Regions from separate parts of the Homo sapiens genome. Here region 1 is linked to region 2. The links are chromatin loops, found by intact Hi-C in ENCODE. Cell type or tissue: CD14-positive monocyte. All regions are shown on one strand. Links, peaks and the distances in the headings refer to the core of each region. The heading gives the core; the rest is flanking DNA.

Region 1 (15,095 bases), core at 3,124-11,123, 84 kb before region 2:
TTGAATGGATAAGCGAAGGGCCTCCATCCCAAGGCCAGAGAGAGGCCACTTCACTAATGCCCTCAGCTCTCTTTTTTTTTTTTTTTTTTTTGAGATGGAGTCTCGCTCTGTCACTCAGGCTGGAGTGTAGTGGTGTGAACTCTGCTCACTGCAACCTCTGCCTCCCAGATTCAAGTGATTCTTGTGCCTCAGCCTCCCAAGTAGTTGGGATTACAAGTGTGCACAACCATGCCTGGATAATTTTTGTATTTTTAGTAGAGATGGGGTTTCACCATATTGGCTAGACTGGTCTCAAACTCCTCACCTCAAGTGAGGCCCACCTTGGCCTTCCAAAGTGCTGGGATTACAGGCATGAGCCACCACACCCGGCCAGCCCTCAGCTCTCTTGTCCTCTGCAAACAGCTACCAGGAGGTAGGTACACCTGGAGCACTGAAATGACATTCTTAGGCTTGCAATCCTATGGAAGACATGGGGATCTTTTCCCTGGTATAGGGCTCACATAAGCAGATGCAGACCTTAAAGTGAGCTGATATGGTAGCAAATTTCTTTTTTTTGAGACGGAGTCTCACTCTGTTGCCCAGGCTGGAGTGCAATGGTGCGATCTCAGCTCACTGCAATCTCCACCTCCTGGGTTCAAGCAATTCTCCTGACTCAGACTCCCAAGTAGCTGCGATTATAGGTGTGCACTGTCATGCCTGGCTAATTTTTGTATTTTTAGTAGGAATGGGGTTTCACTATGTTGGCCAGGCTGGTCTTGAACTCCTGACCTCAGGTGATCCACCTGCCTCAGCTTCCCAAAGTGCTGGGATTACAGGTGTGAGCCACCACACCTGGCCGCAAATTTCTTTTCTTTTTGAGATGGAGTCTTGCTCTGTCGCCAGGCTGGAGTGCAGTGGCGCAATCTCGGCTCACTGCAACCTCCACCTCCCTGGTTCAAGCGATTCTCTTGCCTCAGCCTCCCGAGTGGCTGGGACTACAGGCACGCGCCACCATGCCCAGCTAATTTTTGTATTTTTAGTAGAGATGGGGTTTCACCATCTTGGCCAGGCTGGTCCTGAACTCCTGACCTCATGATCCACCTGCCTCAGCTTCCCAAAGTGCTGGGATTACAGGTGTGAGCCACCACACCTGGCCGCAAATTTCTTTTCTTTTTGAGATGGAGTCTTGCTCTGTCGCCAGGCTGGAGTGCAGTGGCGCAATCTCGGCTCACTGCAACCTCCACCTCCCTGGTTCAAGCGATTCTCTTGCCTCAGCCTCCCGAGTGGCTGGGACTACAGGCACGCGCCACCATGCCCAGCTAATTTTTGTATTTTTAGTAGAGATGGGGTTTCACCATCTTGGCCAGGCTGGTCCTGAACTCCTGACCTCATGATCCACCTGCCTCGGCCTCCCAAAGTGCTGGGATCACAGGTGTGAGCCACCGTGCCTGGTCGCAAATTTCTTTTTAAAGTGAGGGAGAGGGCCAGGTGCAGTGGCTCACACCTGTAATCCCAGCACTTTGGGAGGCCGAGGCAGGTGGATCACTTGAGGTCAGGAGTTTGAGACCAGCTTAGCCAAGATGATGAAACCCTGTCTCTACTGAAAATACAAAAATTAGCCAGGCATGGTGGCACATGCCTGTAATCCCAGCTACTGGGGAAGCTGAGGCAGGAGAATTAATTGTTCGAACCCAGGAGACAGAGGTTTTAGTGAGCCGAGATTGCGCCACTGCACTCCAGCCTGGGCAACAGAGCGAGACTCTGCCATTCATTCATTCGTTCATTCATTCATTCATAAATAAATAAATAGTGAGAGAAGGTCACTTTTCTCAACCTATGCTCATAGGACCATAGTATCTAAGAAGGGAGCCTTTGGTGACCAGAGTCTAGTTCAACCCTCTTCATTTTACAGTGAAAATGTTTTTACTCTCCACAGTGAAAAGAAGTGGCTTGCCCAGGATCCCAAGGCAAAAAGATGGACGGGGTCCCCTACTTAATTGAAAATCAAACCAAAGCTCATTTTAAGTATGACATTGAAAAAATAGGCTTAAAAAGGAAATACCACATGTTCTGTAGACACTATAGGAGCTCAAAGGTATTTTCCTAACAAAAAATGTTCAAATTATTGTGCAAAACTTTTTTTTCAGACTGGGTCTCACTCTGTCGCCCAGGCTGGAGTGCCGTGGTACAATCACAGCTCACTGCAGCCTCGACCCCCTGGGCTCAGGTGGTCTTCCCACCTCAGCCACTTGGTAGCTGGGACTACAGGGAAGCACCACCACGCCTGGCTAATTTTTTTGTATTTTTTTATAGAGATGGGGTTTTTCAACATGGCTTTTCAGCCATATTACCCAGGCTGGTTTCAAATCCATGAGCTCAAGTGATCTTCCTTCCTCTACCTCCCAAAGTGCTAGGATTACAGGCATGAGCCACTGCGCCCAGCCATGCAAAACTTGTAAGTGACCACAGATATGATCATTGAACCATATAACATGACTTCAAAGTTGTGAAATTCCAAATATTAAATTATATTCAAAATAACGCTTTGGTTGTATCTCACCATGTTGTATTTCCCTGAAAACAGGTAATCTGTATTCAGCATAGGATAGAAGCAGCATTTCTAACATTACCTATTTCTGGCTTGTCAAGCAGACTGATGAGGACGCGAAAAGGCTTCAGGTATGCATGATGGCGTTCCTCCACGTCAGCATCTATGAACTTCTGATGCAATATCTCAGCCAAACCCTATTATTTAAAAAAAGCCACATATTAGAATATCGTATATCATAAAGTGTAACAACATTACTGGCTATTCTAATTGTTAAATACTCTGGGACAGAAGGAAAACCAGTCACCCAGCATGCAACAAATACCCTGCAGTTCCCCAAACCAGGGGCCAAGGAACGTGCTCACTGCCTATGTGGAAGCCTCCCAAAGAAATCCACTGGAGAATCGTCACCAAGGATACCCTGAACTTTCCGGAAATGCTCCTTTACCTCAACTAAAAGATCCTTGGAGTATTTTTCAAAAAAATAAGACGACTGGTCTTCATAAGAATTTGAGATTTCAGATTCTGGCACAACGGTATTTCCTTTTATGTCTGAGCCTACAAAAGAACAAGCGCCGAGCTGTAAAGAGAGCTGTGCTTTTAAAGGACATCATATTGTGCAAAAGTCTCATGCTCCAATATTTTTAAAAATATCATTCTTCTGATGGAAAACCAAAATCAGATCCAGAAAGACCACGTCAGATTTTCTTCTTCTGACAGTGGTGTGGCTAATGATCAGACAGGCAGAATTCCACCTCAATGGGTATCAATTTAGTTTGTTCTAAGAATTCACCCTGTTGGCTGGGCGCGGTGGCTCACGCCTGTAATCCCAGCACTTTGGGAGGCCAAGGTGGGTGGATCACCTGAGGTCAGGAGTTCGAAACCAGCGTGGCCAACATGATGAAACCCCGTCTCTACTAAAAATACAAAAAATTAGCCGGGCGTGATGGCGCACACCTGTAATCCCAGCTACTTGGGAGGTTGAGGCAGAAGAATCACTTGTATTTTTTAGTAGAGAAGGGGTTTCAGCATGTTGGCCAGGCTGCTCTTAAACTCCTGACCTCAGGTGATCCACCTGCCTCGGCCTCCCAAAGTGCTGGGATTACAGGCATGAGCCACCATGCCTGGCTGAGGATCACTTTTTAAAACCAGTGTTTTTTTGTCCAGCATTATGTGAGATCAAGGTATTCTCATGCACATGCTCCCATCAGCTGGAGCCCTGGATAAGTCTGCAAGGTTCTCAGGGCAAGAAAGTGCATCCTCATGGTATGGGCAAAGAATATGGGGCTCCTGGGGCCGCAAGTAAGTGAGCCAGAGCTGGCACTGTGGTCAGGCCCAGTGTCCTCCACACAGCATATCAAGTCCCGTAGGAGCAGAGCTGTGCCCTTGACAAAATCATCCTTTACATACAAATCCTTAAAGAGCCTACAAATAGTCTTCTTAAAATCCTTAGTAAGCTTCCATGCAATGACTTTCTAAAGTTTTATAACTAGGGAGAACAGCAGGAAGGACTGAAGAGGACTTCTTGACTTTGGTAAGATCTTTGATAAGATCTGAATGCTAGGCTGAGTGTGGTGGCATGTAATTCCAGCACTTTGGGAGGTAGAGGTGGGCAGATCACCTGAGGTCAAGAGTCCAAGATCAGCCTGGCCAACAGGGCGAAACCCCATCTCTACTAAAAATACAAAAATTACCCAGCCGGGGTGGTGGGTGCCTGCAATCCCAGCTACTTGGGAGGCTGAGGCAGGAGAACCACTCCAACTTGGGAGGCCGAGGTTGTAGTGAGCTGAGATTGCACCACTGCACTCCAGTCTGGGCGACGGAGTGAAACTCCATCTCAAAAAGGAAAAAAAAGATCTAAATGTTGAGAGTTGATCAGAGCTGTTAAGTCCTGTCACAATCGTTTTGTATACGTTTTCTTAGGTACGTGAATATGGGACTTTAGAAAATTCATGAACGTGTTATCTTTAAAGTTGCAATTTCCTAGGCTCTGTCCCTGGGAGGCCTTCCAACCAATAGTCAAGGGCCCTTTGCCAACAAATTTATAGGCAGTCCACACACTCTGACACACAGAAACATGGCCCAGGGGCTCTCGTGATCTCCAAAGTTATCCAAATGTCTCCCAAAACATTTACACTTACACAAAACCTCCTCCTTTATCTACATATCTTCCACAATATTTGTAAGTTTTCTCCACGATACACCCTCATCCCATGGAACTTCTCCATAGCAACAGGCTTCTACCTGAATAAGGTTTTGCTACCACTTTTTGGTGGTATTTCAAGCTCTTAAATGGAATTCAGTTGGCATTTTAAAAATCCCACTTATTATTTCCCCTTTTTTAAAAAAGAAACTGCAAAATAACCAAGCTATGTGTAGGCAGCAGACCTCAACTGACCAGTGCCATATTTAGTCATTGTGGTATCTTTCCATACTTCATGATTCAGAGATACATCACCAAGACCAAATCTTATTCCAGAAGTCAGCACTAAAAGGTTTCATATTAACTTTGACTTTAAAAGGGTGTATACTGCTCAGTACCTAGTAACCATGCATACAGTCTTCTGTTCAGGGACATGTCCCTTCTCAGTAGGGTCTGGGTGGCGGCTGAGAGAATGCGCACGATGTCAGATCTGAGGAGGGGGATGGCTCTCTCATTGGAATCCTATTAGAAGGACAGAGAAATTTACTGCAAGGGAATGATAGGGCAGATTGCTGACTTTTTGACACGCAGCCCTTCCTTGCTGGTCTGCAAAGCTCTATCTCAAAATGGGCTGGTTCCTTACACATTACCCATGGAAAGAAGCTATTCAATACGTGCAATGAAAACGCTATCCTTGCAAAAATGAACAAGGACTTTTCACTGGCTACCAGCAAATAATGCCCATGAGTGGCTGAGCTGTCCTCGTACGACAGAACTGCTTGAGATCTATATCCCACCCCTTGGGAAACACCAGTGACTTACCAGAAGAGTACAAATTACTTACCAGACAGGTATAAAATGGGAAGAAAAACAGAACGATTTCCAGATTATTTCTTTGCACAAGAACATTTGAGTCCAACAGGGAGGCACGCAAAGACTTCACCTGTAAACGATCAAACGGCACTAGCATTTTCAGGCTACTCTTTATGGTCATAAAAACGAAAGTAACCTTTCCCGGGAATCTTGAAACTCCTGCGTTATATCACTCAGAAGAGAACCAGCAGCCACAGGTCAGGAGGGTGTGGGTTCTAGCTCTCGAGGCCACAGGCTGCGTGACATCGGAGAAGACGTTCAGCTGCAGACCTCACTGTTCCACGTGAGAGCCGGAGGGGTTTGGACCAGATGGCCGGGTTCTATGATCTCAAATTCTACGATCCCAGAAAGGATCCAACAGGAACCTTAAACTAAAGCTCTGAAGACACATGGGAAAATAATTCCTGATCAATTCAGTAGATATTCTGAGTGTCTTTTCTGAATACAGATAGGTAGACTAGAGATGCATAAGAAATTAGAGCCACAGACAAACGCTCAGAGTTCAGAAGAGGAGAGCTCTTTCAACTGCAGAGAACAATGATGCTCCACGGGAAAGCTGGGCTTGAAGAACAGGAAGGAGCTACACTGAGACCTCGAAGAAGGGCAGGAATGCACAGCCAGGGGGACAGAAGGGAACAGCCGGGAGCAAAGGCACTGTGAGGCCAGGCCCTGTGGCAGTCGTGTGGGAGCGCAGGGCCTGCAGGGAAGAGTGAGGTGCTGTGGCTGGGAGCAGATGGTTAGAATGCTCTTGAGCTTGGACTATAGCTGTTGGCAATGGGAAGTCAGATATTTTTATTTTTTTATTTTCTTTGAGACAGGGTCTTGCTCTGTCACTCAGGCTGGAGTGCAGTGGTGTGATCTTGACTCACTGCAACCTCTGCCACCGGCGTTCAAGCGATTCTCGTGTCTCAGACAGCTGAGTAGCTGGGATTATAGGTGCCCGCCACCATGCTCTGCTAATTTTTTTTGTTTGTTTTTCAGACAGAGTCTCGCTTTGACACCCAGGCTGGAGTGCAGTGGTGCAATCTTAGCTCACTGCAACCCCCGCCTCCCAGGTTCAAGCGATTCCTTTGTCTCAGCCTCCTGAGTAGCTGGGACTACGGGCGCCCATCACCACACCCAGCTCATTTTTGTATTTTTAGTAGAGACGGGGTTTCACCATGTTGGCCAGGGTGGTCTTGAACTCCTGGCCTCAGGTAATCCACCCGCCTCGGCCTCCCAAAGTGCTGAGATTACAGGCATGAGCCACTGCGCCCAGGCTAATTTTTGTATTTTTAATAAACGTGGGGTTTCATCATGTTGGCCCGGCTGCTCTTGACCTCCTGACCTCAAGTGATTCACCTGCCTCAGGGCTCCCAAAGTGCTGAGATTACAGGCATGAGTCACCGCACCCAGCCGGGAAGTCAGACATTTTTAAAGCACAGGATACATATGAGCAAAGCTAGGCTTTCTCCCCATCCCAAATCTCTTAGCAGATTTGGGATGGGAAGAAACCAGTCAGATCCAAGAGTAAGAGACAAGAAGCCAGAGCAGGGCTGAGACGATGGAGAGAAAGAGACAAAGGGGATACTGACGGGGCAGGAAAGGGACGTGTTCATCGGGGTCGCCTGTGTCCTGATCATTGTGCGAGGCGCTTTTCATCCATTTTTCCACCTTGTCATCAGAGAGATCCTGTGAAGCAGGTCTACAACCCCCATTTTGCAAAGAGAAATGGAACCAGAGGGTAATTCACACTCAGCTGCAGATCTTCTCACCTGCGAATTCAATCTGAACACTTTAAGATCAAAGTGTGGGAACACCACCAGGTGGCGAAAGACAGCAAGACACAAAAGCACAAGAGGCAGGTTTGGGGAAAAGAGACAAAGATCTGGGAGGTTACCATTTCTAAGGGCACGAGAAGGGATGTCGTTACCAGGGAAGAGAGCTTCCCTTGAAGGGCCTGGAGATGGATACCTGGGGGACCCCAATAATTTAGGTTTGAGAGCAGCCAATGGAGACAAGAGAGGAGGGGGAGGACGCCAAGGGAGGAGGGGGTTTCCATGTGTGAGTGGGCAGTGGCCCCCGTGACACAGGACAGAGGAAGGAAACAAAGACCCGCCAATGCAGCAGACCCTCTGCGTGCAGAGGCCGTCTGAGCGCCGTGTGCAGCTAAGCACATTTCTGCAAAGCCAGGGGCCTCCAGAAGGGACCTCTGAGGGTGTGAACACTTATTTGAATGTATGAATCTTAATGCCACTTTGGGAGGCCGCGGTGGGTGGATCACCCGCCAGGCAGGCAGTTCGAGACCATCCTGGCCAACATGGTGAAACCCCATCTCTACTAAAAACACAAAAATTAGCCGGGCATGGTGGTGGGTGCCTGTAATCCCAGCTACTCGGGAGGCTGAGAGAGGAGAATTGCTTGAACCCGGGAGGCGAAGCTTGCAGTGAGTCGAGGTTGTGCCACTGCACCCCAGCCTCGGCGACAGAGCGAGACTCCGTCTCAAAACAAAAACAAAAACAAAAAAAACCTTAATGCATATGTTAAAAAAGCCACCACCAGCCTCAACTGCACAAGGCCTCCTTCTCGCCTTGCTCAGCCGTTCGTTACCCAGACTTAAGCTTGGTGCACCTCCCTTTCCTGGATGTCCCTTTGCAGCTTCAGTGACAACCTGCCCATGAGGATGCTGTGCCCACATGTCGCCTCCTCCCCATGCCCTGTGAGGAACACAGCACCCACCGTGAGTTGGTGATTGGTCCCCAGCATGTACTTCTGCTCCCGGCCGGGGGCATCCCTGTTGATGTGGCCCACCACGAAGACTGAGGCAGGGAGGCGGATGGACGGGCTGGCCAGGACGCTCCCCCAGAGGGCGGTGTAAAACACCTCTTTGCCAACCACCAGCGACAGTCTCAGGAGCAGAGCATCCGTTCTGTTGATGAGAGAGGATAGGGTTCAAGGGCTCGCCCCATCTTCCCGAGTCCCACTGCACACTGCTCTGCGAATGCTGCATGAAGAACCACAGCGGATTCGCCTGGCTGGGGAAGCCCCACCTTCCTCATCGCCGGGAGCCGCTGCCATCTCTCACCCTGCTGTGTGTGTCCACCTGCTGGCTGTCACACTGACCCTGGATTTGCCAAAACCAATGTCACTAGGCAGCGCGGTGTCTTGGCCAATGGAAAGTGGCTAAGCAGTCGTGCGTGGCAGGGCAGAGACCCATCTCCACCCTGGCCGTGCCACGGATGCCTAGGTGCTCACGGAAGGGAGGTTCCACCATAAGAGGGATAGGCAGGTCAGCCACTTCACAGAAAAGCGGAAGGAGCCATTGGTGTATCAAAAACAAGCATATGCTGAGGAGACTGATCAAAGACTTAAGCAATTAGATGCCACCAACTTGAGCACAGCCAAAAATGTGCCAAGTGACATCTGCCTTTAGAAATGCTAGGGGCAAATCTGCCTGGGGCCTCCCACGACCCTGCAAATTCCATCAGCCTGGAGTGGTGTTTCCTTTCAGTCTGCCCACAGCACCTGCATGTGCTGACTCCCGCTCCCAGGGGCTCTTGTGCTGAGGCCGGGCATTTGTTCGCCTCTTATCTTTATCTAGGTCTCCCGTGATACAAAGTCAGCACCTTCTCATGCATCCTTTTAAGAGAAGCAGCGTCACCAGTGGATCAGGGCTCGTTTTTCCCCTGACGCTGACCAAGGCCAGGCCCATGTCTGTTCGGTGGTGTCCCTGCAGCTGACTGCGGCCCTTTCCCTGTCCTCAGTGCACACAATCTGCAGGCTGGGTGACAGCATCTACCAGTAAAACAGCAGAGGCACATTCCCCCTAAGGGATATCACCCCACGAAGGATCTGACTCATTACCTGAAAGGATTCAGTTTCTCACATGCTTCCTATCTGCAAAGACCACAAAAAACAATCAGAAAAACCAACCCGGTGGAATGTGTTGGTTCACAGAGCTTGCCAGAGTTGGCCCTCCCGTGTCCAGATCCTGGTTGTGATGCCTCCTAGATGCAGGACCTAGGACCAGTTTAACATCTGTGCACGCCCGTGCTCAGCTAAAAGACAGGGGAAGGAGCCTCGACCTCGTGGAGATGTTGTGAGAATGAAGTGAGAGTCCCCTCAAAAAAAAAAAAAAAAAAAACAAAAAAAACTGTTTGGCTGGGCGTGGTGGCTCATGCCTGTAATCCCAGCACTCGGGGAGGCTGAGGCGGGTGGATCACCTGAGGTCAGGAGTTTGAGACCAGCCTGGACAACATGGTGAAACCCCATCTCTATTAAAAATGCAAAAATTAGCCAGGCATGATGGCAGGTGCCTATAATCCCAGCTACTGGGGAGGCTGAGGCAGGAGAATTGCTTGAAGCCGGGAGGCGGAGTTTGCAGTGAGCCGAGAGGCCGTCACTGCACTCCAGCCTGGGCAACAGAGTGAGACTCTGTCTCAAAAAAAAAAAAGAAAAGAAAAAAAGAAAAAAAAAAAACTCAACCCAGAAGAACAGACCTAATGCTTGGGCCATGCCGCCTGCAATTACTACTAGGTCCACTCTGTTTGCTGTCACAGCCCCAGTGCCTATTTGAGCAAGTGACTCCAGGTTGGCACTCGAAAAACCCCTCGGTTAATTTTTTTGTATTTCCTTCAAAAATATCTACCATCGCGTTATATTAAAAGTACATTTTGTTCTCCTTAAAATTAGTCTGAACTTCCTGTAAAATATTGCAGGAAATAATGCATGGTACCGTCTTCTTAGAAAAAATAAAAATGAAGAGACATAAGTAATGGCTAAGTGTATAGAAGAAGTAGGCAGGGCGATTTAATGGCTGAGGTTATTGATTGGTCTTCTATTAAAGGCTGAGTAAACAAATAGAGCTTGTCTTTGCCTAGCTCTGAAATCATCACAAACACTATAATGCACACATCGTGGTGTCACAGTCCCCCTTTAATTAGAACTGCATATTCCCAAAGTATGTTCCATGGAACACTGGCCACTAGAGATGTTCCACAGAAGAGGGGTTCCACCCTCAAAAAGTATGGGAAACGCTGCCTATGTTGTCTCTTCAATATTCTGAAAACTGGCTACTAGCTTTCTATTAAAGAAATAATTTTTTTTTTTTTTTTGAGGCAGGGTGTTACTCTGTCACCCAGGCTGGAGTGCAGTGGCATGAACACAGCTCACTGCAGCCCTGACCTCCTGGGCTCAATCAATTTTCCTGCCTCAGCCTCTGAGTAGCTGGGACTACACACCCATGCTGCCACACTGGGCTAATTTTTGCATTTTATATGTAGACAGAGTTTCACCATGTTGCCCAGGCTGGTCTTGAACTTTTGGCTTCAAGTGGTCCACCCTGCATGGCCTCTCAGTGCTGGGACTACAGGTGTGAGCCACTGTGCCCAGCCAGCTTTGTTTTTTAAGTCTCATTTTATTCTAAAAAAAATGGATGCATACTAACAATTTAAATGACATCATAGTAGAAACAACAGCAACTATGACAAACCTTTGGTATGAGAGAGCAAAATAAACGGGGTTAAAAACGAAATAACTTCCTACTCAACAAGAGTTACTATGATCATCTCGGTTGTTAAATTCCAATATTAGTGTGCAGTTTACAGTCCAGAACTCTAAACTTTTTTTTTTTTGAGACGGAGTTTCACTCTTGTTGCCCAGGCTGGAGTGCAATGGCACGATCTTGGCTCACTGCAACCTCTGCCTCCCAGGTTCAAGTGATTCTCCTGGCTCAGCCTCCTGAGTATCTGGGATTACAGGCAGCCGCCACCATGCCTGGCTAATTTTTGTATTTTTTTTTTGGTAGATACGGGGTTTCACCATGTTGGCCAAGCTGGTCTTGAACACCTGAGCTCAGGTAACCCCCCGCCTCGGCCTCCCAAAGTGCTGGAATTACAGGCATGAGCCACCATGCCCCACTGGGAACCCTAAACTTTTAATTCAAAACCAACAAACGGGCCAGGCACAGTGGCTGACACCTGTAATCCCAGCACTTTGGGAGGCCAAGGCAGGTGGATCATTTGAGCCCAGGAGTTCAAGATCAGCCTGGCCAACATGGTAAAACCCCGTCTCTACTAAAAATACAAAATTAGCTGGGCATGGTGGTTCGCACCTGTAATCCCAGCTTCTCGTGAGGCTGAGGCAGGAGAATTGCTTGAACCCAGGAGGTGGAGGCTGCAGGGTGCCAAGATTGCACCGCTGCACTCCAGCCTGGGCAACAGAGTGAGACTCCATCTCAAAAAACAAAACAAAAACAAACAAAAAACCAACAAACATTAAAAAAAAAAACCCAACTTCCAAACCCCAAGTATTTCCATCCTTCCTAACTCATCCCAGCTTATGCTCTCTCATGCCTCCTGCAAACGCAGCTCCTTCAAATGACACTGGCATGCTCCACTCCACAACTGAGAGCAGGTGAGTGGCATGGGCCGGGCACCGCAAATCCCAAGCACTCCACAACTTTGGTTCTGCAGCTGCTTGCCAAAAGGACAACCATGGAAAGCCAAGCTGTCACAAGACAGCACCGCTTTGGTACAATCATCTGAAACTGAAGAGGCAGGGCAGTGACAACAGCACCCTGTACTGTAAACTGCAGGTCAGAAACAGCGCTAAAGAGGGGGCAAAAAAAAAGCCTCGAACCAGCACAGATCATGATCACAGTGCCTGAAACCAACCAAAAGAAATGTTGGTGCTGGGTGCAGTGGCTCACGCCTGTAATCCCAGCACTTTGGGAGGCTGAGGCAGGTGGATCACTTGAGGCCAGGAGTTCAAGACCAGCCTGGCCAACATGGTGAAACTCCGTCTCTACTAAAAATACAAAAATTAGCCAGGTGTCATGGTGCATGCCTGTAGTCCCAGCTACTCGGGAGGCTGAGGGAGGAGAATCGCTTGTACCCGGGAGGTGGAGGTTGCAGTGAGCCAAGATTGCGCCACTGCACTCCAGCCTGGGCGACAGAGCGAGACTGTCTCAAAAAAAAAAAAAAAATAGAAATGTCAGCCAAAAGGGGTGGCTCATGCCTGTAATCTCAGTGCTTTGGAAGGCTGAGGCCGGAGGATCGTTTTATCCTTGGAGGTTGAGACTGCAGTGAGCTATAATCCTGCCACTGTACTCCAGCCTGGGTACACAGCAAGACCCTGGAATTCAATGTGATCATGTGGGTCATGCACGTCGCAAGTGCTCAGTAAAGGGTCCATTTGTTTCCTCCACGATAGGGGCCCTAAGAGGGTACGTCTTCCCCTCTTCATATGGTGACGCTGTGGGTAACTCTTTAATGGGACAGGACATCATGGAAACTCTGTACTATGGCCTCCCTTATTAATGAGCTCCAAAAGAAAAGAAATGTCAATAAATATTTTTCAACTCTTTAAGCCAGGGTTTCTGAACGTCCACCCCACTGACATCTGGGACCAGGTAAGTCTTTGTTGTCGGGGCACCTGTGTGCATTGTAAAATGTTCAGCAGCTCCTGGACTCTACCCACTAAATATCAGTAGCACCCTCCCCACCCCCAGTTGTGACAGCCAAAACTGTCTCCAGATATTGTCAAATGTACCCTGAGAGGCAAAATTACTACTACATTGAAAATTACTGATTTAAATGGAAATATCTGGTGAGCTAGTTGTTGCCTTCTTACAAACCATTTAAAACATTCACCTCTCCTCATCTCCTGAGAAGAAGAGTTTAGTGCTTTCCCTGTTCTAATCTTGTTTTCTTAGTACAGCAAAACACAGCTATGTAGCTATTTCATGGGCACTTAAAAAAAAAAAAAAAGGATTTCTGACCAGTCATAGGTTATCTGCAGACCCCAAAGGGTTAGAAAGCCAGGGTGGATAATAAGTTCTAACAGGGGCCAAAAGTTTCATTCCTTATGGTTCACTAAAAAGCACACACCAGGGACAGCCTCCACCTACATGAAACCTGTGAGTCATCCCAGCCTTCACCAGCTCAACCTAACTCACCACTTTGCAATTTCTACCCACGTGCTCATCATGACCCCCCCCACTGCACCCTCCCTTTCTGCTCTCTGCACATTTGTTGGGGTGTTTCACTCAATTCCCAAGCACTTTTTTTCTTTTTTGAGATGGAGTCTTGCTCTGTTGCCCAGGCTAGAGTGCAGTGGTGCGATCTTGGCTCACTGCAACCTCCACCTCCGAGGTTCAAGTGATTCTTCTGCCTCAGTCTTCCAAATAGCTGGGATTACAGGTGCCTGTCACCACACCTGGCTACCCAAGCACTTCTGGGAACAGTTACCAAACCGTCTCAGACTGAAATGGATATAGCAACCAAAAAATCTTGTACAGTCACTTCAATTACTGTGGCTGCAACACACTGGCTCAGAGATTATTGTATAACCTTTCACCTGCATCCACCTTGGAGAGCTGATAACTAATCACTTCTGGGTGCCACACTGCATTTGGTTTTCTGTCACAGCTAAATAGATTCGGTGATTCATGAAGCTTTACTTGGCTCTTGGTTCAATGTCAAGAAATCACAATATTCAGAAAAAAAATCAATGTTAAGCAACTTTAGCAACTGTTCAAATGAACCTTTATTTATCAACTAAGAAAACAAAAACACTCCAACTATTTACACTTCTAGTGTGATTCACACAGATTTAAAAGATCACAGTAAGCTTTAGGGAACTAATGTGTTCATCTGTCCAATGATGGAAAAATCATGTAGGATGTATACTCACATATCTGTCATCAGAACACAAACACAGCAGAACTTCTAGAAAGGGCCTGGGATTAGGAGTCCATTGGCATGGAGTCTGGCAATGTCCTCCAGCTGCCTCCTATGTGACCTGGACCACTCGTTAACTCAACACACACTTACCGAGTCTCACCGTGTACCAGCCACAGGGCCTGGCGCTGGGCTTAAAACCGCAACGAGACAGATTCTGCCTCCTAAGGTAGAAACTGTAAAGGTGGATTCTCCTTTGGGAAATGGAGAGCCAACACCTGGTCTATGTGAGAGCTTGAAATGGTTAAAGTGCAATGTTTTAGTTACATCTGTCAAGTCCTGATATAGAGCTCACGAAATGCACCCTTGGCCACTTCCTAACTAACCCTTCAAACCATTCTGATTACTTGGTTTACTTAAGGCTGGGGGAGCCGTGCAAATGGACCTTGGATTGATTCCTGGGTTAGACTCCAGCCTCCTGCACCCCTCAGTCACAGCTGACACCACAGGAAAGGGTGACCTGACTAGGGCCTCCAGCACAGGGTAATATGAGCAGCGCGTTGTGTAATCACATGGCAGCTTTTACAAGCACAAAAGTCACCAGTGACTGAACATGGGCTCTTAAAACAGGTCCCATTAACAGAGGTGAATCACTGTGGCATCTCTCAGAAGAGTTAATAAGCTGGAAGTGAGTTCTTACTTTATACTTCTCCGGAAACAAAGGTCACTGTGTATACTCAACAGTCTGGTTTTTGTTTGTTTGTTTGTTTTTTTCTGAGACGTAGTCTTACTCTGTCACCCAGGCTGGAGTGCAGTGGTGCAATCTCGGCTCGCTGCAACCTTCACCTCGCAGGCTCAAGCTATTCCCCTGCCTCAGCCTCCCAAGTAGCTG
Region 2 (15,095 bases), core at 2,305-10,304:
AGAAGTCATTGATTTGCATTGATTTGAGACTTCTTTTCTAATGTAGGCAGTAAGTGGTGTAAATTCCCTTTTAGTATGACTTTAGTGGCATCTCACATTGATATGTTTTCAATTTCATTCAGTTTATTTTTATTTATTTTTTAAATTATTTATTTATTTATTTATTTTGAGTTGTGTAGCCCTTTATTAGCAACTAAAATAGAAGGTATCTGTTGTACAACATGGGTAGTAATTGACTATAACTGGAGATTTATTATATTCTAATACAGATCATTTATAAATGCAATTTCTTTATTAAAAAGCTTCCACCTTTTTGTTTGTTTGTGTACAATTTGCAAAACTATTCTGAAAGCGGAATATATGTGCACAAGTCTGCAAAGAGTGCAAATTTAGGATATGGTAAATGCTTTACAAGTTACTTTCAAAAAACTGTCTGCCATAACTGAGCCTTTACATTGTCATCTTTTTTGATCAAAATATTTTGATGCCAGCCTTCCTTCCACTGCCCTAAACTATAAAGCATTTTTTAATGAGTTGAAATTAAGGAAGGACTACACCTACTAGAAAAAAAGAGAAGAAAGTTCTATTAGTTTGAGGTTTCAGAATCCCCCCAAACCAGGACCAGTATCGTGGTAAAGGCTAGGCTGGGAGCCCGGACAGAGTATGAGAATGTGCAGGTGGCATCCCTGAGGATTCAGAGCTTCAGTGGACCGTGAGTGCTCCAGCTGCATAACTCACTGAACTGTCTTGCCAGTTTCTACACTGGCTCGACTGGGCATAATTCAAAAACGAAAAACTCATATTCATTCCATTCTTCTGGAGCTCTGTGATAGCATTTAATAACACCCCAATGGGATGTCTTCCACATATAGTATTATGGTATTTCTTCAAGTAATTGCTAAAAGATACAGGGTCTAATTGTTCTATAATACTCATACCCATTTTATCTAGATGTTCAATGGATCTACAAATCTCCCCCTGGGATTCATCATAGTAACTGTGACGGAACCTTTGACCCCAATGGCAGAAATCAGAAGAAACCACAAAGAGATTACTAGGATCCGCTAGATATTTACTGAAAAGTTCCGAATTCCTGTTCTTTTGACTCAGAGCTCCAACCAGTAAAGGAATAATGGTAAACTCATCCTTATGGCTTTCCATGGCTTTAGCTGTATAAGGCAAATGCATTTCAATACTGCGTTCATCTTCATCTGTCTGCAGAGACATGCGTTCAAACATTCCTGTCTTCCATAGTTCTCCGTAAATCTTTTGGTCAATACGAAGGTCATACAGGGGTGTCCTATATATATCCACACTGGAAAGTGCACATCGAGAGAGGGGCACATGATGAGAAGGCCCAAGGATGAAAATTCTCCGGGTAATAGACGGATCCACTTGTTTATAAGCATGGGCAGCACAAGACCCACAGTACGTATATCCTGCATGGGGGGCAATAATGGCTCTAGCAGGTCTTTTTGTAGACTGTACTTGTGAAAGCCAACCTTCTAGCTGTGCATTCAGCTGCGGTCCTGAGGCTGTGTACCAGCTCCCGGCGTGACTGGCTTCTCGGCAGACCACTCGGTTGGACATCTTGGTGCCTGTGCCGCCTATGGTGCACGAGGATGAATGAGGAGGCGGCGGCGGCGGCGGCAGGAGCGGCTCCGCGAGGGGACGAGACACCGCGGGCCCAGCCCAGGAGGAGGCGGCAGCGGGGAGGGGATCAGCCCGGCCCAGGAGGAGGAGGAAGAGGAGGAGGCGGCGGCCCAGGAGGAGGAGATGGCAGCCGGGGGGGTGGCGGCGGCAGCAACAATCACCACAAACTCCGGCGACCGCCGGAAGATGGGGCCCACGGCGGCCTCACCTAAGCCCGGAAAGCCCTGGCCCCGGCCCCCGGCGTCCCCGCTGCTGCCCAGCCGGGGCTGGTTCAGCCGAGCCGCCCCCACGGCCCCCTCCCCTCCCAGCTGGCCTCCCCGAGCCACCGCGAGTGACCCCACCCCCGTGACTCCGCGCCCGCCCCCGCCGCGGGGCTCCCCGCACCCACCCCCACCCCCACCCCTGGCAGGGCCCTCCAGCCCGGCCGCCTATTTTTATTTTTATTCTTATTTATTTATTTTTTGAGACAGAGTCTTGCTCTATCACTGAGGCTGGAATGTAGTGGTGCCATCTCAGTTCACTGCAGCCTCCACCTCCTGGATTTAAGCGATTCTTGTGCCTCAGCCTCCTGAGTAACTGGGATGCACCCGCCACCAAGCCCAGCTAATTTTTGTATTTTTAGTAGAGATGGGGTTTCACCATGTTGACCAGGCTGGTCTCGAAGTCCTGACCTCAAGCACTCTGCCTGCCTTGGCCTTCCAAAATGCTGGGATTACAGGCGTGAGCCACTGCCCCTGGCTAGAAGTGTATTTTTTAAGTTTCCAACTTACTTGGGGATTTTTCCGGCTATCTTGCGATTGATTTCTAACTTAAATCCATTGTGGTCAATGAACTCACATTGCACAACTTAACTCCTTTTTAAAGAATTTCAAAAGCCGAGAGAGATATTAAAGCATGTTTTTATGTAATGACAATAATCTCAGAGAGAGAACAGTTGAAGAACAGGAAGAATTGCAAGAACAAAATGTGTGGGAAGACCAAGCACGGGTGGATCCAGGAATCAGGTGGGGGTGTGGAGGGGGAAACAGCACACCTCTTCTCTTGTAACAGAAGGAAAGGCAGAGTGTGTGGGTTTAGACCCAAGCATGTTGGGGAAACTAAGGCCTTCCTGAGGGCATCTGTTATCTCTTTGGAGGGTGAGAGATTTGAGGTCATCATTGAGAGGGATTAGTTTGGGGAAATTGAGGACAGTAGCCATTTTGCAGATTGGGAAAGTGATTTTTTTTTCCTGTGGCTCATACCTGTAATCCCAGCATTTTGGGAGGCCAAGGCAGGCAGATCACTTGAAACCAGGAGTTCAAGACTATCCTGGCTAACACGGTGAAACCCTATCTCTACTAAAAATACGAAAAAATAACTGGCCGGGCATGGTGGCGGTCGCCTGTAGTCCCAGCTACTCGGGAGGGCTGAGGCAGGAGAATGGTGTGAACCTGGGAGGCAGAGCTTGCAGTGAGCTGAGATCAGGCCACTGCATTCCAGCCTGGGTGACAGAGACAGAGTGAGACTCTGTCTCAAAAACAAAAAAACAAAACAAAACAAAACAAAAAAAAACCAGGTGTGGTGGCGTCCATCTGTAGTCTCAGCTACTCAGGAGGCTGAGGCAGGAGAATTGCTTGAACCCAGGGGGTGGAGGTTGCAGTGAGCCAAGATCACACCACAGCACTGGAGCCTGGCAATAGAGTGAGACTTTGTCTCAAAAAAAAAAAAAAGAAAAAGAAAGAAAGAAAGAAAGAAATGGCTCCGGTTATTGCCGTCGACAGAATAATGCCCCTCCCCCAAGAGGTCTGCATTAGAATCTGCAGAGCCTGTGAATTTGCTTTCCTTCACAAGAGGGACTTTGCAGAAGTGATTACGGATCTTGATGTGGGGAGATTAGCCTGGGTTACCAAGGTGGGTCCAGTGTAGACCCAAGGGTCTTTATGAGAGGGAGGCAGAAGGGTCCAAGACGAAGATGTGGTAGAAGCAGAGGTCAGGAGAGATTTGGAGATGGAGGAAGGGCATGTGCCAAGGAACACAGACAGCCTCCAGAAGTTGACAGGACAGCAGAGGGGTTCCTCCCTCAGGGATTCTGGAAGGAGCACGGCTCTGATACCTTGACTTTAGGACTTCTAACCTCCAGAATGATAAGATCATAAACATGTGTTATCTCACGCCCCTCAGTTTGTGGTAATTTGTTTTAGTGGCCATAGAAAGGACTGCAGTTACAGGAAGATTCCTACCTTCTGTCCTGGCTGAGAGGAAACACCTTTCTCTTGTACTTAGTACAGCATTGCGCAAATAATTGGAATTGTGAGCAGATTTTTTAAGAAAAAGACTGGGCCGGGCTCAGTGGCTCGTGCCTGTAATCCCAACAGGCTGAGGAGGGTGGATCACAAGGTCAAGAGATTGAGAACAATCTGGCCAACATGCTGAAACCTCATCTCTACTACAAATACAAAAATCAGCTGGGTGTGGTGGTGCGTGCCTGTAGTCCCAGCTACTCAGGGAGGCTGAGGCAGAAGAATTGCTTGAACTCGGGAGGCGGAGGTTGCAGTGAGCCGAGATTGTGCCACTGCACTCCAGCCTGGCAAAATACTGGTGGCCAGGCATGGTGGCTCATGCCTGTAATTCTAGCACTTTGGGAGGCTGAGGTAGGTGGGTAGCTTGAGTCCAGCCTGGGCAACATAGTGAAACCCTGTCTCTACCAAAAATACAAAAATTAGCTGGGTGTGGTGGTGTGTGCGGTAGTTCCAGCTGGGAGGATTGGGTGAGCCCGGGAGGTGGAGGTTGTGGCGAGCCGAGATGGCGCCATTGCATTCCAGCGTGGGCAACAAGAGCAAAACTCTGTCTCAAAAAAAAAAAAAAAAAAAAAGTTGTGGGTTCTGGTGGTTTACTGCTGTGATTCTGTTTAGATTGGCTTTGCTATCACTTAATGCCATTGTCCCTTTGTGTTTACCAAATCACTGGGTAAGAACCCAAACCTTTGCCAGTAACATGGCATTCTTCCAGGGTTCTTCTCCTTCCAAAGTCCTTTTGTGGTCTGAAGGACTGAATGTCCACAGCCGTTCCCTCATCTGCATCCAGCGACTGTCTGAGCACCTGTTAGGTACCAGTCATGCTCAGGAGTGAACAGAGGCCTGGGAAGGGCAGGAGTGGAGCTCCCTGCCTTCATGGCTCCTTATTGTAGCTCCTACTTACTCACTGTGTGATCGTGGGCAAGGTTCCCAATCTCTCAGTGTCTCAGTTTGCTCATCTGTACAATGGGAATAGTTTTAGTGCCTAGCTCTTACGATTGCTGTAAGGAGTACAGCATGAATGTTTAATATTATAAAAGTGCTTAGAGCAGTACTGACAAACGGTAATACATAAATGTTTGCTGTTCTTACATTTTTTCAGCAAAGGCAGGCAGACACCATCTAAAACCATACATTCATGTCTTTACAGCCATTGATTGGTGTTCTCCTGGGTAACAGGCACAGTCATGACTACCATTATTTGCTAGAGGCAGATAATGTGGGCAGAGGTGGGAGGTGAGGGGAACCTGTCTACAGCTTCGCCTTAAAGAAAGCGCTCTTGACTCCCATCGCGTTCTAAGAAAGTCTGGGTTGCAGAAGGCAAGCTTGGGCAGGAATGGGGCCCATTGTTTTTCTGGAAGCAAGATTAAGGTCAGGTTCTGAGTCAAATGAAGAGGTCAGCAAACAGCTTGGTAACTCCCCACCTCCTCTTCTCTATGCCTAGTTCTTCACTGCCTGCCCTTCCCAGGGGTGGGTCACAAAGTGGCTTAGGGTCAGGACAGTGAGGCTGTTGAGTGCCATGGGGGGTGTCAGGGAGAAGACAATTCCTACAATGCCACCTCATGTAGCTGAAACCTCGCCTTCCTCTCCTAAGTGTTCTGTGCCTGAGTGCTGGGGTCAGGATTATGCATGGTCCCAACAGGGCTTGACCAGGCAGGACAAGCAGGTGTGTGATTTGTATGCTTGAGGTCACCATGGTGGCTGTCCCTTTGCTACCCTGGAATTGGTTTCTGGTCTCTATATTCAGAGTGACTCAGGGAAAAGCATACTGCTTATTGTAAACACTGCTGACTTGGAAGAAGAGATTCTCCTTGCAAATGTGGTAGGAACCAGTTTAAGTGTGATGTCTGGAAGGCTGGGCTCTGTGCCTGAAAGGAAATCTGCCACACCCTTGCTAAACTGGACAGAGAAGGGGCCATGGCAGGCTGGTGAAGCACCTGTGCTGGGAAATGTGGGTCCGAAGGCCCCAGTCCTCTCCTTGGGAGCTGGATCAGGGTTTATTTTAAAGCCCATTCTTACCTCTTAGCTTGGCAAAGTATTGCCAAGCCTGGGGAAAACCAGCCATTCATGTATATTTCTGGCGAGTGTAATGTACCTCCTCTTTGGAGGGCAATTTGGCTGTTGTCTATTGAAATTAAAAATATGCGTCTCTTCCTGGAAAGGGAATTGTTGGGGGAATTTATCCTACAGATACCCTCCCGTGTGTGTAATGATAGCCGGACCAGGATGTTCTTTAAAAGTGGTTCTCAGCCAGTTTGTTACAAAGGTCATGAATTATTCAGCAAGATGATAATGGTTTTATGTTTTTAAAAATGATAAATTGTAGCCTGTTGATCATCGTTAAAAATATTTGAATGCTATTTGTATGGCTTTCTCTGTGAACTTCAGTGATTATTTTGGACAGTTTGTGTTTGTAGAACTTGCTGCCAGACAGTGCCCCTTGTGGTTGAGTGGCTGCACTACATGGCATATGTATCAGTTTCCTGCGGTCACCATAACTAAACACCAAATACAGGTGCAGAGCTTCATTCTCTCATAGTTCTGGAAGCCAGAAGTCCGAGATCAAAATGTTGTCAGGACCATGCTCTCTCTCCAAGCGCTGGGAAAGAATCCTTCCCTGCCTCTTCCACTTGCTGGTGGTTGCTAGCAATCTTTGGCATTCCTTGTCTTGGGGCAGCATCACACCAATGTCTGCCTCTGTCTTCATATGGCTGCTGTCTCTGCTGAGCATCTGTGTATGTCTTCTCCTCTCCTGTTCCTTTTTTTTTTAATTTTTTTTCCTGAGACAGTCTCACTCTGTCGCCTAGGCTGGAGTGCAGTGGCATGATCTTGGCTCACTGCAACCTCCGTCTCCTGTGTTCAAGCGATTCTCAAGCCTCAGCCTCCCGAGTAGCCAGGATTACAGGCGCCTGCCACTACACCTAGCTAATTTGTGTATTTTTAGTAGAGACACGGTTTCACCATGTTGGCCAGGCTGGTCTCGAACTCCTGACCTCAAGTGATCCACCCGCCTCAGCCTCCCAAAGTGCTGGGATTACAGGCATAAGCCACCATGCCTGACCCTTCTCCTCTTCTTATAAGGACATTAGTCTTCCAGCATAATCTCATCTTAACTAATTACATCTGTAAAGACCCTATTACCAAAAGGGCACATTCTGAGATGGCAGGTGGACATGAATTTTGAGGGGACACTGCAGAACTAACCCACTATAGAATCTTTCTTTAATGTTTCTATTGATCCCTTTCAACTGGTCTAATATATTATTTAGCCTGAATTTTTTTTTTCTTTTTTGAGACAGTGTCTTGCTCTGTTGCCCAGGATGGAATGCAGTGGCATGATAATGGCTCACTGCAGCCTTGACCTCCCAGGCTCAAGCGATCCTTTGTAGCTGAGACTACAGGTCTGTGCCACCATGCCTGGACAATTTTTTATTTTTATATATGTTTTTAAGAGGTGGGGTCTTGCTATGTTGCCCAAGGTGGTCTTGAACTCCTGGGCTAGAGCAATCCTCCTACCTTGGCCTCCTAAAGTCCTGGAATTACAGGCATGAGCCCTTGCATCTGGATAGCCTGACTTGTTTATCATAAATTCTTTTTTGAGATGGAGTCTTGCTCTGTTGCCCAGGCTGGAGTACAGTGGCACGATCTCAGCTCACTGCAACCTCTGCTTCCTGAATTGCAGAAGAATTCTGCAATTCTCCTGTCTTAGCCTCCTGAGTAGCTAAGATTACAAGTGTGCACCACCACACCTGGCTAATTTTTGTATATATATATGTTTTTTAGTAGAGATGGGATTTCGCCATGTTGGCCAGGCTGGTCTCAAACTCCTGATCTCAGATGATCCTCCCACCCCGGCCTCCTAAAGTGCTGGAATTACAGGCATGAGCCACCGTGCCCGGCCTATCATAAATTCTTGCCTGCATGTCTTAGTCCATTTGTGCTGCTATAACAAAATACATGAGACTGGGTAATTTATAAACAATAGAAATTTACTTCTTGTGGTTCTGGAGACTAGAAAGTCCAAGGTCAAGGTTCTAGGAAGTCTAGTGAGGGCCTGGTCTGTGCTTCCAAGATGATGCCTTGTTGTTTTGCCCTCCAGAGGGGATGGACGCTTTGTCTTCACATGGTGGAAGGGCAAAAAGGAGGGAAGCAGCTCCCTTATATATCTTTTATAAGGTCATTAATCCCATTTGTGAGGACAGAGCCCTCATGACCCAATCACCTCCCCAAAAGCTCCACTTTCTAATACCATCATCTTGGTGATTAGGTTTCAACATATAAATTTTGGGAGGACACATAATTCAAACTATAGAAGCATATATAAAGCTTAGTTTCCTTTTGGTACAGTTTGCTCTTATATTTATTTTTCTACCATCATAGGAGTTTGCTATGGTTTGAATGCTTCTCCCCTCTGAAACTCATGATGAAACTTAATCCCAAATGTAACAATATTGACAGGTGGAGCCTGTACGAGGTGATTGGGTCATTAGTGCTCTGTCCTCACCAAAGGATTAATATATCATGGATTAATGGGTTAATGGATTAATGGGTTATCATGGGAATGGGTTAGTTATTTTAAAACTGAGTCTGTTATAAAAGCCACTTGGCATTCTCTTGTGTACTCCTTGCCATGTGACCCTGTACCACCTTGGAACTCTGCAGAGAGTCCCCACTAGCAAGAAGGCCCTCACCAGATGCAGCTCCTTGACCTTGAACTTCCAGCCTCCAGACCGTAAGAAATGAATGTATTTTCTTTACAATTTACCCAGTCTCAGGCATTCAGTTATAGCAACAGAAAAGGGACTAAGATAGCCATCTTTATTGTTTTTGTTATCTGGTATTGCGTGTCTCTAAAGAGAATATAACTGGATTGTTAACTATTTCCTACCCTCCTTTGTTAGTGGCTTCATATTTTTTTATTATTTATTTATTTATTTATTTATTTATTTATTTATTTATTTTTTTGAGACAGGCTCCCTCTGTTGGCCAGGCTGGAATGCAGTGGCGTGATCTCGGCTCACTGCAGCTTCAACCTCTTGGGTTCAAGCTTCCTGAGCAGTTGGGACTACAGGTGTGCACCACCAAGCCTGGCTAAATTTTTGGTAGACATGGGTTCTCACTGTGTTGCTCAGGCTGGTCTCAAATTCCTGGGCTCAAACGATCCTACCCACTACAGCCTCCCAAAGTGCTGAGATTATAGGCATGAGCCACTGTGCCCAGACTTTTAGTGGGTTTTTAAAAATAGAAAGCTAATATTCATGGAACTCTTGCTCAGAGTCAGGTGCTGGTCTCCACACTTTACACTGACCTATATGTTCCACTCTAACAAGAGACTCACCCCATATCATGAGCCAAGCATGGGGGGAGGACCTTCTTGAAAGCAGACACTAAAATGTCTTGGTAGCCACACTGATTTTCTTTTCCCTTCATAGCTGTCCTGTTGCTTTTAGTTCTGTATCACCGCCTTCAGTGTGCCCAGCTGTCCACACCCCGCTATCCAGGTTCAAGAGAAGATCCCGTTGCACTCATTTTCCAGGGCCATTACACTTTTTGGGAAATAATTTTTGTGCTGTTGTCAAACAACAGTTATCCTCTGTTATTTAGCAACCCTTGTTCCTTGAACATTTTCTTCTTTAAAAAATAGTTTTATTGAGATGTAATGTGAATTAAATCCCATTTAAAGTATACAATTCAATGATTGATAGTATGTTCACAGAATTATACAACCATTACCACTATTTTGGGACATTTTCATCACCCCTAAAACAAACCCCATAGCCATTAGCAGTCATTCCCCATTTCCTTCCATGCCTTCATCCCTAGGCAGCCACTAACCTGTTTTCCATTTATATAGACTTACCAATTCTAGACATTTCAGATAAATGAAACAGTAAGATGTGGCCCTTTGTGACTGACTTTCACGTAGTGGGTTTTTTTTTTTTTTTTCTTTTTTGAGACAAGGTCTCGCTCTGTTGCTCAGGCTGGAGCCCAGTGGTGCAATCATAGCTCACTGCAGTCTTGACCTCCCTGGGCTCAAGTGATCCTCCTACCTCAGTCTTCTGTGTACGTGGGACTACAGGGGTGCACCACCATGCCCTGCTCATTTTTTGTATTTTTTTGTAGACACAAGGTTGCACCATGTTAGCCAGGCTGGTTTCAAACTCCTGGGCTCCAGTGATCTGCCCACCTCAGCCTCCCAAAGTCCTGGGATTACAGACATGAGCGACCACAACCAGCCTCTCTTAGTATGTTTCAAGGTTCATCTGTGTTGTAGATCTTACTGGCTTTTAAAGTTAACATTTAGTAAGTTTGATTCTTGATAGGATTTATAATTAATTTTTAATCATAGAAATATTCTTAAAAATATTAATTGAACATAAAGTTGATACAATAAAGGTGTAGACTTTGTGGCTTCAGGAATCAGTTTTTTTCACAATTGACTCTACATGAATATAATATTTTGTTGCTTTTTCAGAATTTTAAGTAAAACTAATATTTCCATATTGTATTTCGCTCATCTATGCTTAATCTAAAAAGGTTGAGTTGGTTTAAAGCATTCCTAAGAAGTGGCTGATGTAAGATGGATTAATTGATTCAGGGTCTCACCCTGTCACCCAGGCTGGAGTGCAGTGGCATGATCATGGCTCACTGTGGCCTCAACCTCCTGTCTCTCTCCAAGTTGCTGGGACTACAGGCATGCACCACAATACTCGGCTAGTGTTTTGTATTTTTTGTAGAGATGGGGTTTCGCCATGTTACCCAGGCTGGTCTCGATCTCCTGACCTCAAGTGATCTGCTAACCTCAGCCTCCCAAAACGCTGGGATTACAGGCATGAGCCACTGTGCCTGGCCAAGATTTATTTTTTGAAATATCAAATTTCAAAAGTTTGAAAAAAAACTGTGGAAACTCTTTAGTCCCTTAAATTCTTTATATCTAAATATAACATTATTATTATTATTTTTAGACGGAGTCTCATTCTGTCGCCCAGGCTGGAGTGAAGTGGTGTCATCTCCACTCACTGCAACCTCCCCCTCCTGGATTCAAGCAATTCTTCCGCCTCAGCTTCCCAAGTAGCTGGGACTACAGGCACCTGCCACCACGCCTGGCTAATTTTTGTATTTTTAGTAGAGATGGGGTTTCCCATGTTGGCCAGGTTGGTCTCGAACCCCTGACCTCAGGTGATCTGCCCACATCAGCCTCCCAAAGTGCTGGGATTACAGGCATGAGCCACTGTGCCCAACTAAATATAACTTTTAAAGTTAAGTCTGTATGTTAGTAACTTATTGCTACATAACAAGTTACTTCAAACTTTGTTGGCTTAAAACATTTATTTTCTCAGTTTCTGTAGATCAGGAATGAGAGTAGCTTGGCTGGGTAGTTCCGCCTCGGGGCCTCTCGTGAGCCATCTTGCTGTCAGCTGGGGCTGCGGTCATCTGGGGACAGAAAGCTGGTGGCTGGAGGCCTCAGCTCTTAGCCAAGAGGGCCTCTCCTTGGGTGGCCTCAAGACACTGCAGCTGGCTTCCTCCAGAGTGAGTGAACCAAGAGAGGGGGAAGATGAAAGCCAAACTGTCTTTTATGACCTAGTTTCTTCTACCATTCCTTCCCCATGTCTGCTGGTCACACAGAGCAAGTCTGATCCAGTGTGGGAAGGGCCTACACAGGGTCTGAAGAACAGAAGGCAGGGATCATGGGATGGTCTTGGAGGCCGGCCACCACAAGCTGGGCAGTCATCTGACTCCCTAGACTGGCAGTCAAAAAATCACTTACATTGCCCAGTAGGTAATACAGTAAAGATTAGGGAGGCGGAGCGTGGTGGCTCACACCTGTAATCCCAGCACTTTGTGAGGCTGAGGCGGGAGGATGACTTGAGGCCAGGAGTCTGAGACCATCCTGGGCATCACAGTGAGACTCCATCTTCACAAAAAATTTTAAAAATTAGCCATCTCCACAAAACATTAAAAAAATTAGCCAGGTGTGGTGGTGTGCACCTGTAGTCCTACCTACTTAGGAGGCTGAAGCAGGAGAATCCCTTGAGCCCAGGAGCTTGAGGCTGCAAGTGACCTATCATCACACTACTGCATTCTAGCCTGGGTGACAGAGTGAGACTATGTCTCTAAAAAATTTTTTTAAAATTAATATTGCCAAGCACAGTGGCTCATGTCTGTAATCCCAACACTTTGAGAGGCTGAGGCAGGCAGATAGCTTGAGCCCAGGAGTTCCAGACCAGTCTGGGCAACATGGCAAAACTCCATCTCTTTTAAAAAGACAAAAATTAGCCAGGTGCAGTGGTGCACGCCTATAGTCCCAGCTACTTGGGAGGCTGAGGTGGGAGGATCACTTGAGCCTGGCAGGTGGGGGTTGCAGTGAGCCAAGATCATGTCATACCACTGCACTCCAGCCTGGGCTATGGGAGTTAGACCCTGACTCCAAAAAAATAAAAACAGAAACAAAAAACAAGAAAGAAAATAAAAGAAAGAAGGAAAGAAAGAAAAGAATACTGCATGGATCATGTGAAAATATCTCATATGTATGTACAGATACAAATGTGTATTGAAAAAGTGTATGCTTTTAAAGCAAAAATTTAACTTTGGAAAAGTGAGTTTAGGAATTTTTTACTAGTAGCTACTAGTCAGCATTATTAATATAAATTTAATTCTAAAAAATTATAGTTACTAGAATAATATTTACGTGTACTTGAGGAATGGCTTGAGTGTTATTTTTGAAATACTGTTCAATGAGGTAGTAACATTGTGGCTAGTGAGCACTTAATGTTAATGTTACCAGCCTGAATGAGATGTTGCCATCAACAGAAACTTTCAAAGACTTAGTACAGAAAATTGTTAAGTACCTCACTAATATTTTTCACGCTGATCATACTGCAAAACACACATCATTTTCCAATGATATTTCGTGTTGGGTGAAATTAAATGTTAAAATGTTAGTTTCACATGTTTCTTTTTTACTGCAATGTGCTACTACAAAATTTGAAATGACATGTGATTGCATTTGTAGCTGAAATTCTGCTTCTTTTGGTTAGTGATGATTTGAAATGGAAAAGTTTGACTGGACTCAGAATTCATTGACAATATCACAGGACAATGTCAATTTGTGAATGAAAAGAAAAGCTATTAGATTTAAAGACTAGACTATTGCTTAGAACTATGAATTAAATAGATTAAATTATCTGAAATCTAGTTAATGGCAAGAACAGAAAATGTTTAAAAAATAGGGATAAACAGTCTCCTGTTTGTTCCCACCTACTTGAGCAAACACATTTCCCTTTTTTTTTTTTTTTTTTTTTTGAGATGGAGTCTCGTTCTGTCACCCAGGCTGGAGTGCAGTGGCGTGATCTTGGCTCACTGCAAGCTTCGCCTCCCGGGGGTTCACGCCATTCTCCTGCCTCGGCCTCCCAAGTAGCTGGGACTACAGGCACCTGCCGCCATGCTCGGCTAATTTTTTGTTATTTATAGTAGAGACGGGGTTTCACCGTGTTAGCCAGGATGGTCTCGATCTCCTGACCTTGTGATCTGCCTGCCTCAGCCTCCCAAAGTGCTGGGATTACAGGCGTGAGCCACCATGCCCGGCCTGCAAACACATTTTCTAATCAATGGTAACACTAAAAAAAAAAAAAAAAAAAAAAGGAAGCGATCATCTTTAAAAAGTTATCTTGATCAGGAATTGCATCTAGAGAGTCCTCATTATTCATGAACTCCATTTTGTGAATTCAACTACTCACTAAAATTTACTCGTAACTCCAAAATCAGTGCTCCTGGCACTTTTGCAGCTGTTTGCAGGTACGCACAGAGTGGCAAAAATTTTTATCACCTAACACGCACGTTCGCAGATGAAGTCAAACAAGGGGACACCCTGCCTTCTTGTTTTGCTCTGATATTGTAAATCAGTGTCCTTTTTGTGGTCTTAGTGCCACATTTTTCACATTTTTGTGCCTCTTGGTGGTGATTTTTTTTTTTGGTTAAGACAGAGTCTTGCTCTGTGACCCAGGCTGGAGTGCAGTGGTGCAATCTCGGCTCACTGCAACCACTGCACTCTGGGGTTCAAGCAATTCTCCTGCCTCAGCTTCCCTAGTAGCTGGGATTACAGGTGCGCACCACTACGCCCAGCTAATTTTTGTATTTTTAGTAGAGATGGGGTTTCACCATGTTGGCCAGGCTGGTGTCAAACTCCTGACCTCAAGTGATCTGCCCACCTTGGCTTCCCAAAGTGTTGGGATTATAGGTGTGAGCCACTGTGCCTGTTCAAAATGGCCCCATGCAGAATGCTGAAGTGTTGTCCAGCATTCCTTGGCACAGGAAGGCTGGGATGGGCCTTTGATAGGCTTCGATTCAGGCATGAGTTGTAGTGCTGTTGGCTGTGAGCTCAGCATGAATGAGTTAACAATACAGTCCATCCAGAAAAAGGAAGAAGACTGCCAATCTGTGATGAAGCTATGGAGAAGTGGCTACATTTGTGGATTCCTGAGATGACGACCCATTTAACAAAACCAACCAAACATAGCAGACAGCACTGTGAAGCTGAAAGCCCAAGAAACTTCCAGTCACATGATACAGGATTAGAACATTGTTAAACCCTTCTCAGCCACTGCTGGTCAGCAAGCGTGTTTCAGAAGGTGACATGGAGTGAAAAACATCAAGTTGCAGGTGAGGCATGTTCTGCAGATCTGGAAGAATTTTTAAAATACCTGCTGAGTGATATTTTAAAAGAGTCCTGTGGAAGAACAGGTTTTCAATGCTAATGAAACTGGTTTGTTATGCAAGGAAGTTGGCAAATGAACCTGTACCACAAGTGGCATTTCAGTTTATAAAAATGTGGCCAGAGGCTCATAGGAACTTAACCCTGTATTTCCACTAGGAACAATAATTTAGTATTAACAGATTCAGTGTTTGCAATGACTTTATAGAACATAACTGTGGTGAATAATGAGAATCAGCTATTTCAGGCATAAAGCCTGATATTTAAAATATTAAATAATATAAAGCCTGATATTATAAATAAAAAAAATCAACTTCTTCAAAAAAATTAAAGACTTAGAAGTTTTGTATAGGCCAGGTATGGTAGCTCATGCTTGTAATCCCAACACTTTGGGAAGTTGAAGTAGGAGGATTGCTTGAACCCAGGAGTTTGAGACCAGTCTGGGCAGTAATAAGAGA

The links. A loop is a pair of places that touch in the nucleus more often than their neighbours do. Peaks named below come from ENCODE experiments on the same cell type or tissue, not always from the same donor. Only the 100,000 strongest peaks of a DNase experiment are listed, where the experiment ranks them.
Region 1: a loop joins it to region 2, with 2.7 times the contacts of the local background. A loop is called at or near these places in 5 of 110 quality-filtered maps.

Annotation. Positions count from the first base shown.
Region 1 is chr21:36,202,071-36,217,165 of GRCh38, reverse strand. It overlaps DOP1B (DOP1 leucine zipper like protein B), which reads right to left. Exons shown (of 37, transcript NM_001320714.2): 5 at 8,262-8,451; 6 at 5,515-5,613; 7 at 5,069-5,192; 8 at 2,976-3,085; 9 at 2,610-2,724. Among named protein-coding and RNA genes, the nearest start is that of DOP1B, 53 kb to the right of the region's middle. RefSeq lists an enhancer at 5,662-6,596 and a silencer at 7,201-7,495. In CD14-positive monocyte, for the core only: CTCF peaks have their summits at 7,140 and 7,345 (motif pointing right); a DNase peak (open chromatin) is centred at 7,355.
Region 2 is chr21:36,116,984-36,132,078 of GRCh38, reverse strand. CBR1-AS1 (CBR1 antisense RNA 1) reads left to right here and starts at 5,439. Exons shown (of 4, transcript NR_040084.1): 1 at 5,439-5,592. CBR3-AS1 (CBR3 antisense RNA 1) reads left to right here. Exons shown (of 3, transcript NR_038893.1): 3 at 1-312. It also overlaps the pseudogene MEMO1P1. In CD14-positive monocyte, for the core only: CTCF peaks have their summits at 5,974, 6,174, 6,373 and 8,918 (motif pointing left); a DNase peak (open chromatin) is centred at 6,378.